Linked DNA regions of Homo sapiens: region 1 is linked to region 2. The links are chromatin contacts, found by Hi-C or POLR2A ChIA-PET in ENCODE. All regions are on one chromosome and are shown on one strand. The core of a region is the stretch at or near the end of the contact, and the rest is flanking DNA. Distances in the headings are between cores, read along the strand shown. Region 1 holds the start of PAIP2B (poly(A) binding protein interacting protein 2B). Region 2 holds the start of RAB1A (RAB1A, member RAS oncogene family).

What was found. Hi-C counts contacts between places; a loop is a spot of excess contacts on that map. ChIA-PET counts read pairs that join two places held with the same protein, here RNA polymerase II (POLR2A). Pooled maps may share reads with other maps.
Region 1: a loop to region 2 is called in a pooled map, with 17 times the contacts of the local background. The contact joins the promoter of PAIP2B here to the promoter of RAB1A in region 2. A Hi-C loop is called at or near these places in 6 of 50 pooled maps. POLR2A ChIA-PET finds 5 or more read pairs at or near these places in 2 of 52 experiments (T-cell and activated B cell).

What each region holds. Positions count from the first base shown.
Region 1 is chr2:71,225,842-71,229,208 of GRCh38, reverse strand. PAIP2B (poly(A) binding protein interacting protein 2B) reads left to right here and starts at 2,106. Exons shown (of 4, transcript NM_020459.1): 1 at 2,106-2,281. RefSeq lists enhancers at 1,821-1,960, 2,176-2,676.
Region 2 is chr2:65,128,579-65,131,597 of GRCh38, reverse strand. It overlaps RAB1A (RAB1A, member RAS oncogene family), which reads left to right and starts at 1,492. Exons shown (of 6, transcript NM_004161.5): 1 at 1,492-1,705. The coding sequence starts at 1,683. RefSeq lists silencers at 994-1,343, 1,844-1,893 and enhancers at 1,196-1,709, 1,454-1,713, 1,710-2,224.

The sequences.
Region 1 (3,367 bases), core at 857-3,356, 6.1 Mb before region 2:
CATTTAAATTATGTAATCAAATAAAGCTTTAAACCAGAGTTGGCAGCCCTAAATGGATGTACACCTAATACACAACTTCAAAATACATGGAGCAATGTGAATAGTGATCCTGGAGTTGTGCACTGTAGTGGCTCTGCTTATTAGCCCCTTCCCACTCTTCACTTCTTCACATTATTCACATCTCTGTTCAGTGCTGTTTCCTCAAACAGCTCTTAAACTAACCATCCTACTTAAAATAGCCATTTCCCCAACCATCCCATGACTCTGCTTTATTTTCCTTTGTAGCATTTATTCACAACATACCATTTTATTATTTATTGGTTACTTTTCTGTTGTCAGTCTCCTTCACTACAGTATAAACACCATGGGTGCATCTTCACTGTCTTATTCATATCATATACCCAGTTCCATGATCAGAGCCTAGAACATTCATAGTAGATGCTAAATAATACTTGTTGAATGAATTTATTTATTTACTTATATCATTTAATATGAAGTATGTATTAGTCCATTCTCACATTGCTATAAAGAACTACCTGAGACTGAGTAATTTATAAAGAAAAGAGGTTTAATTGACTCACCGTTCCTCAGGCTGTACAGGAGGCATGGCTGGTGAGGCCTCAGGAAACTTACAATCAGGGCAAAGGGGAAGCAAGCACGTTTTCACATGGTAGCAAGAGGGAGAGAGAGCTAAGGGGGAAGGACACACACTTTTTTTACCATCAGACCTTGTGAGAACTCACTCACTATCACGAGAACAGCAAGGGGGAAATCTGCCCCCATGATCCAATCGCCTCCCACCAAGTCCCTCCCCCAACATTGGGAATTATAATTCAAAATGAGATTTGGGTGGGGACACAGAGCCAAACCATATCAAAGTATACAGCTAATATTTATAATTGTTATTTGAGTTTATCTTTTTCATTTTTATATTTTTTCCATTCATTCTGCAATTCCCTAACTTTGTGTCATGTATACAGTCAGCTTGAGAGGTGGGGGGGAGAGAAAAATGTATAAAGTAAGAGCTCCACAAAGAAATCCCTACTTCCTGTGGAATACAATTCGAAGTCCTTTGCAAGCAGATTGGACATTCTAAATCCAAGGGAGGCAATAAAGTTTTATTTTAATTTGTATTTATTGATGTATTTTTTTTTGAGTCGCAACCTCACTCTATTGCCCAGATTGGAGTGCAGTGGTGCGATCTTGGCTCACTGCAACCTCTGCCTCCCGGGTTCAAGTGATTCTCCTGCCTCAGCCTCCCGAGTAGCTGGGACTACAGGAGCCCGCCACCACGCCCAGCTAATTTTTGCATTTTTAGTAGAGACGGGGTTTCACCATACTGGCGAGGCTGGTCTAGAACTCCTGACCTTGTGATCCGCCCGTCTCGGCCTCCCAGAGTGGTGGGATTACAGGCGTGAGCCACCGCGCCCGGCCAAGTTTTATTTTTTTAAAGCACTCAAGAAGTTAGGTTTGTTTCTAGAAACGTGGAAGCATCCGTCTGCTTCCTTCCAGCGTCCCTTTGCTTCCTTCCAGCCTCCCAAGGAGCCCAATTCCTTAATTTTCCCTACAGAGAATAGCACCAGGTCCAAAGCAGCCTGAATCAAAGCTCCTCCTTTGGTAATTGACAGCTGAGGGAAATCCTACTGAGGCCCACCCCCACCCTCCTCCTTGCTAGGCTGACAGGCAAAACTCGGTGGCAGTGGCTTCCAGCTCAGCCAATAGACGAAGCGGGAGCAAGAGCCTGTGTAAACAAACCCAGAGTGCGGCGCCTTGGTCTCCTCCCCCACGAGTGGGCCGGGCGCATCCTTGGCCCAATGCCTATCCCAGGCTAGCGTAGCGTCCTTTCAGCCAATCAGAGCCGGCATCTCCCTCAAGGAGGTGTTCCACCACAGGAAAAAAAAAATGAAGGAAGAGAAAAGACAGACATTAAAACCAATCAGAAGCTGAAACTTCTGAGGGAGTGGGCGGGCACTGCTTCACATTTAGACCAATAAAAACCACATATGCCATTCTAGGTGACCGAACGGCATCTTCTTTGGCCCAATAGACGAATGGGGCGGTGCCCGGCAACCAATGGCTTGGGTTCGGGGGCGGGGCGAGGAGGCAGTGTGCAGTAAGAGATAACCTGGCAAGTGGTAGTGGCGCTTCTCGGGTGCTGTGCTTCACGTTTTGGTACTAAAGGCCGAGACTGTTGTGGCGACGGCGACCTCTACGGCAACGGCTTAAGCTCTCGGAGGAGTGGCAGAGTACGATCTGAAGGAGGGGCTTCTGGTTAGCCCAGGTGGGCTCGGGTGCCCGGGCTGCTGGGGAAAGGACTCGAGGGAAACGCCGTTCTCCCGGCTCTGGGGGCGCCCTGCGCCTCCCTTTCTGCCGCCGTCGGGGCTGTGAAGGGCGGCACGCGCCTGCCCGAGCTCCTGTAGGGAGGGAAAGCGCGCGGGGTCCCACGTCGCGGCCATCGGCGAAAAGGGGCGTCCGCTGGGGTCAGCCCCTGCCCCTCGGGAGCAATAGGGGGTTTTCGTCCCTTTCCCCCCCGCACAGGTGCTCTGTTTCCCCCCGACTCCCACCCAAGTTCCTGACTCCCCTCAGCGTCCTCCTAACACTCGAACCGAATTCTTGGCCTGAGTCCCATTTCTACCCAGGTGCAACAATGCTAGGCAAATTGACCCGCGCGGCATCCCCCGCCCCTCTCCCCGGGCTGGAGCGGGAGGGATTGCGCGTCGTGCCCTTCCCCTATTCGCGGCCCCTGCGCGTCCTCTGCCTTTTTATACTTGCTCCATCTCCCCCTTGACTCCAGCCCTCATTCTTCATGCCTCATTTGCCTGGGAGACGTTCGCCACTTCTCTTGTGCCTTGCGGTCCGTGAGTGAGCCCATCACCCCCTACCAACCCCTAAATTCCATTCTCATCTCTCCAGAAAACTAACATTTTCCACTTGCCTCTTCCAGGCAGCTGGAAGGTGAACTGAGAGAGGCAGAATACGCAGAACAGGGAGTTTGGCAAGGTTGGGAACTTTAATGTTTTGTTCCTGGTAGACTGTTTTTGCCTTCAAATGGCATTTGACCATTATACCCGCTCTAGAATCTTTGTCCTAATGCAGTTCTTTTGGTGGTAATTGCTGAAAATGCAGTTGAAAAGGGCTAACTAGAAGCAAGGGATTTAAATTTTGTTACTATTATTTTCAGTAAATTGAATTGGATTATACTTTAAACAGCTTAACTGGGGTTTCTGGGAGTTTGTAGTGTAAGGGCCTGGCTACCCTACTTTGTCATAAAATATAGAACATACTTAGTTGTACAGCACAGTGTGATTCGATCACACCCAACCTATGAAGGGATAATAACAGCATTGAATCTGTCCAAAAACAACAT
Region 2 (3,019 bases), core at 243-2,742:
ATTTCAGAAACCAACATGTTCATTTCAGAAACCAAACTCGGGTAACTTTTGATAAGTTCATCAACTAAGGCCCATGGCAGAATTTGAGGGCTAAGGGGTGTAATTAGTGTATGGGTAGAAATAAGTGCCTTCTTTCTATATTTTGGCGTTGTAGGAATTTAAAGTGATTCTGCAGTAAGTCTCAGGAGACAATTTTCTTAGTTCTTAGAAGTTGGAAGATAAACTTTGGACAATGTATTACACTATGCCCTTTGTAATTAAATAACTCAAGATAATGTGTTAAAGTTTAGCGGAGATTTAAATTCCTGAGCTGATTAAAGAGAGCTGTTAAGGCCATAGGTTTTTTAAAAATGAGTTAATATTACTCCCAGAAATTGTAGGCACTATATAGTGATGAATTGCCTATTTTTATTGCTTATTATTTTCCAGTCTTGCAGAATGGCTCAGGGTTAGTAGCAACTAAAAGATAATACATTACAATTCAACCTGAAGGCCGGGACGAAGGTAGGAATTGGATTTTAGGCTGGCTCTGGGCTGTGTCCCTCCCATCCATGGGATGTGGAGCCATTGAAGGTTGTGGGGTCACGATGCAGGTGCTGTCTCAGAAAGATACATCCGACTGTGTGTGCAAATGGGCTGGGGCGGAGAGGAGAGAGAGAGGTAGAGTCCATTTGGAGACTACTGCAATAGCCAGGCTGACGAGTTAAGAGCGGGGCACAGTAAGAATGGGAAGAAATCTAAGAAGAAAATGGTAGTGCGCGGGGCCAACAATGGACGATGACCGAACCCAGGTGGGGATGGGTGAGTGACGAGAAGAACCGCTCCGTGCCGTCCAGGGAGCCCCTTGACTTCCCTTCTGTTCTTAGAGCGGACGTCCTCCTACCAGCCCCCAACCAGCGCCACCAGGGTGGCGCAAGCCTCAAGCTGGTCAGGTCAGCAACAGCCGCAACGGAGGCAGGAGCCGACACGCTCGTACCCCGGCCCCCTCCCCGCCCCCGCACCCCCGGCAGTCCCTCCGGTTTGACCACTCCCCCCGGTCCCTTGCCTCCCCCGACCCCCAGCCTCCGTCGGCCGCCGGCACCACCCTCCGCCCCTCTCCGCCCCCTCCCCCGTGGGGCGCTGACTCGCCCGGCTGCCACGTCTCACTGATGACATCACTAGGGCAGCTCGGCCTTAGCCAATCCGCCAGGGGGAGTCCGAGCGAAGTCCTAGCCAGCGAGTCAGAGGGGAGGGGAGCAGGGAGGGGCCGAGGGTGGGGAGGTGAGGGAGTGGGGAATGGGGCGGGCGACAACCCTTCAGGTACGCATGCCCCAGAGGCGCGGCGCTTGGCGGGAAGCTGAGTCCTGGCCTTGCGTCGCACTGTCTGTCCTCAGCTCGCGTAGCCGCGCTCGCGACTCCCTTTCCCGGCATGCCAGGCGGTGCGGCCGCCCTCTGGGCCGTGTAAAGGCCCCTCGGTCTAAGGCTTCCCTATTTCCTGGTTCGCCGGCGGCCATTTTGGGTGGAAGCGATAGCTGAGTGGCGGCGGCTGCTGATTGTGTTCTAGGGGACGGAGTAGGGGAAGACGTTTGCTCTCCCGGAACAGCCTATCTCATTCCTTTCTTTCGATTACCCGTGGCGCGGAGAGTCAGGGCGGCGGCTGCGGCAGCAAGGGCGGCGGTGGCGGCGGCGGCAGCTGCAGTGACATGTCCAGCATGAATCCCGAATAGTGAGTTCAGGAGAGCACCGGTCGGCTGGGTCCGTGGGCCAGCTTGGGGGATCTTAAAGGGGTCGAGGAGGGTTGGGGCAGAAGTCGGGGCATCGGCTGGGGTGAGGCGAGGGTGATGGGTCAGGAGAGGCTGGCGGCCGGGAGTCGGGCCCCATTGTCTGACGCGGAGGGGCGGCCGCGCGGGGGAGGGGTCGGGCCGGAGGGGTGAGCCGCCCGGGCCTGGACCGGGTCAGGTTAGAGGGCCTGACTGCGGGGCGGGTGCTGAGGAAGCCTGCCGAGGGGCCTGGGGCGGTGTGAAGGGGTATCTTCTCTCGGAGGCAGTGACTTTTGAAGGAGGACTTGTCTCTAAGGGGAGGGGATGGGGTGGGAGAGCCCTTCTAGAGGGCACTGTCAGACCCTGCGCCCGCACTCTGCGGAGCTGTCAGGATCTTCGGGGTAGAAACCAGCTTTACTTGTAAATCCTGAGCTTGTTGGCTCTCTCTCCTTCCATCCTCCCCGCCAGGTTTCAGGTAATATGGATGCTTTTCGGGACTGCGTGGGATTGAGGGGAATGAGTAGATGGTGAGAAGCAACTGAACATTTATTAGTTCTCTTTTTGAGTTGTGTCTTGGAGGAGTTGTTTAAGAGCTCGCCGGGTCCATTGCCCTCCTATAAAAACCTGGGCATTTGTGAGAATTTTGTTTTTTTTTTTTTTAAAGAGGACACCTAAGTCATTTTGTCTTCTGTGGGTCAAGGGAAAAAAAAAAAACTAAAGCCAAGAAATGTCTTTTTGATACTCGCAGATTAAAGGAAGCTTGCTGTCAAGTTGAAAGAGAAACGAACGGGACCTATGATAGATCTGTATGTAGGTTTTGGATTACCTGCTTGGATGCTTGCAGATAGGGAATGAGGTTCCATGACGTGTCATGAAAAGTTAATGCATTTCTTTTTCTTGCTTACTCAAGAAGTCACCACAGCAGATGTGACACACCTGGCACCTTTCCTGGGAACTGGTGTTCACTTCCCTTGGGTAGAGTTTGTTGGGCTCTCCTCAATGGCCCTTTAAAAATTTCCTCTACAGTTTACATGCATGTAAAGTAATGAATAATTGGAAGAGACCGAATTGGTATTCCTTTTCAGTGTCAAAGGCCTTTGAGGGATGGGGGAACATCAGTATTTGTTGTAAAAGTTGAGTTTATTTGCTGGTTTGGTCAATTACTGCTAGACATTTTCCCCTAAAAGGTCCACCCACCAGTTTAGCTGACTGTCATATGTGTGTCACATGGCTCTTGCAAAATGCTTACAAGTTTTGTAATAGTGTGGCTTGAAGCTGAA